Linked DNA regions of Homo sapiens: all the other regions are linked to region 1. The links are chromatin contacts, found by Hi-C or POLR2A ChIA-PET in ENCODE. All regions are on one chromosome and are shown on one strand. The core of a region is the stretch at or near the end of the contact, and the rest is flanking DNA. Distances in the headings are between cores, read along the strand shown. Region 1 has its middle 37 kb from the start of GPR135. Region 2 overlaps DAAM1 (dishevelled associated activator of morphogenesis 1). Region 3 overlaps DAAM1 (dishevelled associated activator of morphogenesis 1).

Evidence for each region. Hi-C counts contacts between places; a loop is a spot of excess contacts on that map. ChIA-PET counts read pairs that join two places held with the same protein, here RNA polymerase II (POLR2A). Pooled maps may share reads with other maps.
Region 2: POLR2A ChIA-PET joins it to region 1 with 19 read pairs in OCI-LY7. The contact joins two enhancer-like sites. POLR2A ChIA-PET finds 5 or more read pairs at or near these places in 3 of 52 experiments (BJ, OCI-LY7 and T-cell).
Region 3: a loop to region 1 is called in a pooled map of heart left ventricle, with 5 times the contacts of the local background. The contact joins two enhancer-like sites. A Hi-C loop is called at or near these places in 3 of 50 pooled maps. POLR2A ChIA-PET finds 5 or more read pairs at or near these places in 2 of 52 experiments (activated CD4-positive, alpha-beta T cell and activated T-cell).

The regions. Positions count from the first base shown.
Region 1 is chr14:59,426,889-59,429,695 of GRCh38, forward strand. No RefSeq gene overlaps it. Among named protein-coding and RNA genes, the nearest start is that of GPR135, 37 kb to the right of the region's middle. Within about 2 kb of position 1,428, at least 10 of the 41 ENCODE cell types and tissues checked have a DNase peak (open chromatin) inside an H3K27ac peak, as active enhancers do.
Region 2 is chr14:59,214,142-59,216,948 of GRCh38, forward strand. All of the region lies in intron 1 of DAAM1 (dishevelled associated activator of morphogenesis 1), which reads left to right. Among named protein-coding and RNA genes, the nearest start is that of DAAM1, 27 kb to the left of the region's middle. Within about 2 kb of position 1,375, at least 17 of the 41 ENCODE cell types and tissues checked have a DNase peak (open chromatin) inside an H3K27ac peak, as active enhancers do.
Region 3 is chr14:59,292,660-59,295,466 of GRCh38, forward strand. All of the region lies in intron 3 of DAAM1 (dishevelled associated activator of morphogenesis 1), which reads left to right. Among named protein-coding and RNA genes, the nearest start is that of DAAM1, 110 kb to the left of the region's middle. Within about 2 kb of position 1,410, at least 6 of the 41 ENCODE cell types and tissues checked have a DNase peak (open chromatin) inside an H3K27ac peak, as active enhancers do.

The DNA.
Region 1 (2,807 bases), core at 178-2,677:
CTCATTTCAATCCAAATTCAATCATCTGAGCATACCGCACTACCTAGCTTTCTTCAGCCTTGCCATGTTCTTCATGGCCTCTGCATGTTTGTACATCCCCTTGCCTTTTCTGGGTTGATCTTCCTATTTCTCACTTCTGACCCTTCTTCCCCTTTCTAACTTTTTTCCACCCTTCAAGATTGAACACAAGTTTTAACTCCTAGGGGTATTTTCTCTGTCTCAGCCCTCATGCCCGCCCCTGGTCTGTCAGGGTCTCTCCCTTGAGCCCCCACACCCCTTCATGTTGGGCTTCTTGGGGCTATTCCTGAGTGGTTAGGAGTGAGAGTTCTGAAGCCAGACACTGTGTTCAATTTCCAGCACTTCATATTGCTGTACGTGTGACCTCGGGAAAGTTATTTAGCCATGCCACCCTCAATCCCTGCATATGTAAACCAGGGCTTATAATAATACCTTCTGATAGGTGGTTATGAAGATTAAATGAGAGATATGCAAAAGCCCAATTCCAGTTTTTGATCATTCTTTTCAAAGTGTCTCACATAATTCTCTGGCTACTGGTACATGTAGATTATTAAAACCAGGGCACAAATTGATAGTGCACTGCTTTATCACAACACTGCTGTTCTGCTAAAACCCTCAGCCACATTTATCTCAGAAGGGCCAGGACCAGATGGACACTATCATTGACTTGAGTCTATAATTATTTGGGGATGGGCTCAAGTCTTGCATTTTTGTTTTTTAAGATACTAGGGTCTTCCACTCTCTTTAGGAAAAAGAGCGAATGCTTTGCCAGCCCTATTATCCTCTGACTGGTGTTAAAGCGCATTTAGTGGGAATGTCATTAACTTTTTCATGGGAAAGATGAAATTGGCCAGCACCCTGTTTCTCCCTTCCAGTTTTGCTGTGCTCCTGGCTGTGCCTAGAGAGGGAAATCCAATGAAGCGTGAGGTCAGGCAGCCCAAGCTCTTCCCCAGGGTGCACTCAGCCAGCAGGCCTCGGTCCTACCTTGAGGCAAACACTCCTTCTAAATGTTTATTTATGCTTTTGAACCCAAGGTCCAATGGGAACATGAAACATATGATTCCAAAAGAGATTACCCCCCACGGATTTCTTCTACCACACACAGAGAAAAGGAAAACCATGTATAAGCCAATAGTTGGGAACTTCTCCAGAGAGCTTCTGACCGCCATGTATGAAGCCCTTAAATATAGCTGTGGGGAGAGCAATGCCCAGGGAAGGCACGTGGACAGAATGAAGGCGCAGGCGTGTATTTTGTTTTAATTTTCTTTTCACCAGACCTATCCTTGACTTTTCACAGATTTCCCCAGCCGAAGAATCAGGATGGATGATAACATGGGAGAAAAATGTTCCACTGTGGCCAATCTGTGTTCCTCCGGAGAGTCACTTATATGCACGTGGATGGGCAGCCGGGAGCCCTGGTTGGACCATGAAGCAGCTGGGGAGGTCAGGCTGCTCCCTGGGAGCTGGGATGGAGTGACCTCTGTCTTTTGGTTCTCTGGCTTTGGTCCCACAGCAGACTGTCACCTCAGATGGCCTCACTGAGTCAGAATGAGTTACTGGCAAGTTAGCAACAGTCAAGCTATATGATGTCCTCCTGTGTCCCCCTCTGAGAACACTGAGAGTCTGACACTCCTACTGCTAGGCTGTGAAAATGACTAAGAAAAATGTAGTAGGGATGGCTTTTTAAAAAGCATGACAAGTTTTTTAGCCTTGCTCAAAAAATACCTCTCCTTAAGGAAAAAAAGCAAGAGGACCTGAGCATAGGCGTGGGGGTGGGAGGGAGCTAAAATACTAATGTCTCTAGGGGAAGTTGCCTTCAAAGGAATATAGGACTGCAGGGTGACTCATGTTCCCTGGAAATGGTTTATGTTCTAATACTGAATCTGTAGAATCACAAAACCAGATTGTATGCAAGCATTTTGCACATGTTCATCATCATTGTTACATGTCACAAGTATATTACTTTTATAACAAAAGTCTTATAACCAAGTTGTGTCTTTACTTTTTATTCTTCCACACTGCAGCTCCCCCTGCCTGGCATGTAGAAGGATAATCAGAGTGCTGGTCCTGCATGAAAGGAAGCTATCACAAACTATTAATGAGAGATGTTTGAGCCATTTTAAAATTGGTGAGAGATAAAATTTTTATTTTTTAAAATTAGAGTCAGCTTGTAGTTATTCACTGTAAAGAAATAAAGAAAAACATATAAGCTTAAATAGTTGGCTTTCGAATATATTTTATATAAATATATTTGAGTGTATTTATTTCTACTTCTGAATATAGTTTTCATCTAGGATTTTGGGAAGCCAAGTAATTTCCTACAAACTAAATGAAGTACATTGACTTCATACCTTTAAAAAAAACCCAAAAAAGGGCCGAGCGCAGTGGCTCACACCTGTAATCCCAGCACTTTGGGAGGCCGAGGCGGGCGAATCACGAGGTCAGGAAATCGAGACCATCCTGGCTAACATGGTGAAACCCCGTCTCTACTAAAAATACAAAAAAATTAGCCGGGCATGGTGGCAGGCGCCTGTAGTCCCAGCTACTCGGGAGGCTGAGGCAGGAGAATGGCGTGAACCTGGGAGGCGGAGCTTGCAGTGAGCCGAGATCGTGCCACTGCACTCCAGCCTGGGCGACAGAGCGAGACTCCGTCTCAAAAAAAAAAAAAAAAAAAAAACCCAAAAACAAAACAAAGAACACTCTGTTTAAACGAAATTGCTCAGAAGCCCTATATGTAAAATAGGTATAAATGGAGCAGCTTTGGTTGAAGCAGAAATTACAGGCCTTAA
Region 2 (2,807 bases), core at 125-2,624, 210 kb before region 1:
GGGGCTGTAGCTGATTCAAGATAACTGGAGCAGGTGTCTGGTGACAGTTTGCAAAGGGTGCTGTGTAGACCTAAGTTCTGTGCCTGGCATGAGAAACCTCTTTGTCTTTCTTGTATACGTTGGTTTAAGTTCATGTGGATCACTATGAGGGATGTTAAATGTTTTGCATTTAGATTCTTCCAAGTTGGCAGGTGCAAGGCAGGCCTGGCTGCTACCACAGACCCCTGACGTGCTTCTTTCTTCCTTGCTCTCCTCAGGAAGGTCATCCTATTTGAAGAGATACTTTTCTGTTAACTGTGGAAAAGCCAGATGTCTCACTTTAGGCAATAGTTTCAACTTCGTTTCTTCCCATGTAGTTTGACAGATCGACCTCAACCCTGACCCAGACAACTACTAATCTGCTTTCTGTCTGTATGGATCAACCAGTTCTGGACATTTAATATAAATGAAGTCATGTAATATGTGGTCTTTTTTGATTGACGTCTCTCATCTAGTTTAATGTTTTCCAAAGGTTCATCCATGTCATGGCATGTATTGGTACTTCATTCTTTTTTATTGCAAAATAATATTCTGTTTTATAGATATACCACATTTTTTTTTATTCATGGACATTTGGGTTGTTTCTACTCTTCAGCTATCATGAATAATGCTGCCGTCAACATTTGTGTTTAAGTATTTGTGCGAACATGCGTTTTCACTTCTCTTGAGTAAATACCTAAGTATGGAGTTGCTGGGTCATATAGAGACTTGGTGTTTAACAATTTGAGGAAATGCCAAATGGTTTTCTAAAGTGACTGCACTATTTTATATTTCCACCAGCAATGAGTGAAAGTTCAGGTTTCTCCATATCTCATGTGTTTTTTAAACACTGTATTCTGTTGTGTTTATAAAATGTTTCCTCTTGTCTTCATAGATGAGGGAGTCAGGGACCTGAATGATAATTTTGGAGGAAATGAAACAGATGAAAGTGAAATAAATTATTTTCATATTGGCTCAGTGTAGCTGTGGAAACCTTTCAGCCCTGAGCCTACAAACCTTCCTGTTTGACTGGATATGACATTACCAGGAGTTTTACTTTCCTGCCTTTATTGTCCCTGGAGAGAAAAAAGAAATATGTCTTTTCCACAGCTAGACATGGAAGGTTCAAACAAATATAAAGGACCCCTGAGTTATTAACAATTCCATGGGAACATGTGCTTGGTGTATGCCCAGAATAGTTCCTTTCAAATGATTCTCTTGGTGCTTCTGCACTGTTCTTCACCAGAGTGTAACATAAGAGCTGAATCAAGGCTTGTTCAGTCAGTGTTTGGAAAAGAAGTGGTGGCTGGATGCTGGTCAGCTGGCTTGGGCTGTTGGCAAGCTTGCCACCGACCATGCTTTCTGCAGGCGGCAGCCGCTGCAGGCTTGTTAAAGGCCTGCACCAGGCCGAAGTGTTTGCATTTGCCCTGTCGGAGCTCAGGATAACAAGGCCTTTCATAATCCACCACAGTAGTAAGCAGGCAAGTCCGGTGGCTCTGGAAATGTCCCAGTACACCAGCCAAAGGCAAAATCCCAGCTCCTTTGCCCTGTGTGACAGCCGCGGGGAGTAGGCTAGGGTGGGGGTTGAGGTAGATAAGGAAGGAAACACCAAGGAATGTCATTTTTGTTACATAAATTGATAACTCCAAGTGCCTTCTCGCTACAATTGATTGCTTTGGGTCATATATTGACAGTAAGCAATTTGATTATTTGCCTGCTGAAATGACACTATAGCATGAGAGGTCAGCCTCTTAGGACAGCCTTTCTCACGTTCCTCTCATTTTTATTCTTGCTGAGCGGGACCATATGAATGACAGGCTTGTTTGCGAGGGTAGATTTCCATTCCATTCATGCACCTTGCAGACCCAGTCACTCTTCTTGTGGGTGGAGTTTGCTACACACAGGTGGAGTCTAGAAGGTGAGGTCCCCAGGGCCTCCCAGCCCTGTTTGAGCTGATTTTCTCTTCCTTGAGTCTTGTCCAGCCATACCTCCTCTGACTTCCCAGGGTCCCTCCCTAAAATGCCTTACTCACATGAGGAGAGGACCCTGCATTCTGACCTCCTCTCCATTAATGCTGCCTGTCTCAGGCACAGTTTTTCAATGTACTGTGTTATTTCTGTATTTCTGTCAAGTCAATATCATGCTTTTATTAAAATGACTTTGAGTGTGTGTGTGTGATATTTTTGGACAGCTGCCTGTTTATTATACTCATGCACATTGTCTGTATTTCATAGAGTAGGCAAAAAAAGGATTTTAATCAATTGCAAGAGTCAATTTCAGGCAGGACGCAGTGGCTCATGCCTGTAATACCAGCACTTTGGGAGGCCGAGGCAGGTGAATCACTGGAAGTCAGGAGTTCGAGACCAGCCTGGCCAACATGGTGAAAGCTCTTCTCTACTAAAAGTACAAAAACTAGTTGCTCGTGGTGGCATGTGCCTGTAATCCCAGGTATTTGGGAGGCTGAGGCCGGAGAATAGCTTGAACTGGGAGGCAGAGGTTGCAGTGAGCTGATATTGCACCACTACACTCCAGCCTGAGGGAGAGAGCGAGACTCTGTCTCAAAAGAAAAAAAAAAAAGTCAATTTCATATCACCATGAAGTATTGGAATTCTTTAAGATTAGAGTAACACTTGATGTGTTTCCTGTTGACTAACCGTTTGTGTGATTTCTGTAGTAATTAAGGTGTTTGGCTTAGTTACCTCAATTGGAACTATAAAGAATTGAATTTTAAGTATATACTATGTGTATGTCTATATAGTTTTTTTTTTTTTACTTGTTTGTAGCCCAGC
Region 3 (2,807 bases), core at 160-2,659, 130 kb before region 1:
AGCTGGGCAATTTTAATTGGTAGAACTATGTGTCAGATTCAGTTCTGGTGGCCTTTTCTGAGAAATGTGGTCAGCCTTAACCCCTCAGTATGATCTCTGAGCCTCTATCAGATTATTTCCAAACTAAAGCCTTAAGAGTTCTTAATCCAGTAGTAACCAGTAAAATGTCATTGTGAAATAAATGTCTTCCTCTCCTCTTCTGCCATTTCTCTTTGTATACATTGAACCAACTAGAAAACCTCTTTTTTATTGAACTGATTGTCATGGCTCAAGAAACAAATATAATACACTGAGAAGGAATTTTAAAATGGAATAAAATGTGCTCAGTTCTGAAACTGGTATTATATAGCCTTTGGAAACAAGGAAACTTTTCACACTGCCATCTTAAAAATCTGCTGCTAGAACCGAGAAAGAGAAATCCTCAAGTTGCGGGTATACACAGAGGACTTTGTCTATTTTGGCTCATCCTAGTGTAGATTCTTTCTGAAAATAAGGAAACAATACAAAGGAGGGATTGAGAATGTTCACTAGAGGAAAGAAAAGGGCAGGAAAATAGGAGCAGCTTACTGAAGGGAAAGTTTTCTTCTTTCCCAGATTTTATTACACCCTTGACAGCAATAGAAAGTTAATCATGGAAACTACTGCCCCTTAGATTAGAAAAGGCAAACCCTGGAGAATAGTAATGACCTCGGGCTTGCAGCTGCTGCTCATTTTTCAATTTCCACACCTATCGAATCCCCTTGAAAACCTCATCTCAAGTGTGCATGATGGGGGGTTTGCTTCTTGTAGGAGGATGGATATGGATGTGGTCACTGGCCTCAGAATCCCACTTTTTGACAGCTAGGCCTTTCTTATTAGTACCTGGCTGGATTGCACAGACCTTTGAGAATGCACTTCTCCTACTAGCTTCATTCCAACAGCTTGGCTTCCTTATATGACTTAGCAATCAGTGGGAAAGCCATTTTGACTCTTTAGGGAATCCCATGGGTTCTAGATTTGCCTCACTTTAAAATGGATGGTAGCATTGTTTCACCAAAGATTTTAATTTGAGCTTCTAACACTGTTAAAACTCTACTGTGCCTTTGGTCTGAAACTGAATTTTTGGTCACTGCAATAAATTGGGAAATACACAATGAATATGAGAACATGAAAACTGAACCAGGAGGAGGATATTATGTTTACCTCTCTTCAGAGAATGTAATTTCTTGAAGGACAGGTTGCCCATTCTCAGAATAGAGCCCCATAGTGGCCATCGTTAATATTAAGAACAGATTATTTTCCTTGGAACATCTCTCGCCTAGCCTTTTCAAATCAGGCTTATCACCAGCAAGCCAAGCCACATCCATTTCTCAGGCTGGAGGAAAGCTACACTCCCAGGGCTCTGTCACATTTCCCGTCTTTCAAGATTAGAATACAGGGCATTACAGACATTCTCACACATAGTAAAGTCATAGAGTAAGGGGCCACTGAAGCCAACCGAAACAGATGGCGTGAGTTGGTGAAAAGCAAACTTTCCATGTAAAAATGAACAGAAGTTGTGAAGGCCAATGAGCCTGGGACCTACAGACAGGGCCAAGCTTGGCTCAGCCCAGTGTCTGTTTCCCTGTCCAACAGCGACTTGAGTCCCGGCAGCAGCTATCTGCTTATCAAGCTCAGTGTTCATTTATGAAACTTCTCTATCTATATCTCTGGTTGAAAACCTATTTCCAGAGCCAAAATCAAAGCAGAAAATATTTCTCAGACTAAAACGATTCAAAAGAAGTTAATTGGAATTTTGTCTAATTGAGTAATCTTGGGGGAGCATAAGAGATGGATGTTGAGGCCTTGTTGAAAGTCCAAACAAATCTAAAACTTACCGGACTGGTTGGTCATCCTTGCTTTGTCATAGACAGCAATCCACTGTCATTTTTTTTTTTTTTACTTTCATGAAAGGTCCAAAAAGGGTTCTGTTAGTTGTGATGGGGTATTTTCAAATAGGAAATGTTTGTGGTTCTTATCTTTAAAGGTAATTCCCTTTTTTAGTTCCAATCACAACATACTCTTTTGTTTAAATGAGGTTTTTCCCAGTCTCTAGCCAGAAACTGCATCTGTTAACAATCTCTTGGATTTTAAACTGAAGCTTTTTAAACAATGAACCATCTGACCACAAAAAGGCGTCTGGCCATGCTGTATTTGCTTATTGTTAACATGATTTTTAAATCCTGGGAACAGTAAGGAGTAAGTCTTCAGAGAGGAGAAAATAAAGTGGGTGTATACATGTATTATGCTGACAGCAATCTTATCAGCACAGGAAGAAATCATCTTTAATTGCTGTTCTGCTCAGAAGCAAATGTACAAGTTGTGTCACTTAACCAGTCCTTATTAGTATCCAGAAAAATACTTGTACCCCTTCTTGGGCTTCAGAGTTTGCCAAGTAAGTAAATGGGAATATAGACACTGCTAGCTGTGATGACAGCAGATATTTGAGGCAAAGATCAGGATTTGATGATTGTGCCTAATTTTTCCTGCTTAGTTTCTGATCTCTAAAGCCAAGGCTTAAGTAAATGGTATTAGATTGTTCATATTACATTTCTGTATGTGTTGAGGTCTACTTTGGGGAAGGTGAATTTTTACTCTGCTGCTGAGTGTGTTTGATTCTAACTTAATTAAATCATTCAGTAATCTTGCCTGTCATGGCTGCAGCTCAGCTATCATGATTTCTGCAAACTGCTGATCTGGTGCTAGGTACATACTGAAGACATCTAAGGAAAGTGGCTGGAAGTTCAGCTAGTACTTTTCATTTATTCCTTAATTTGGTTTGTATACCC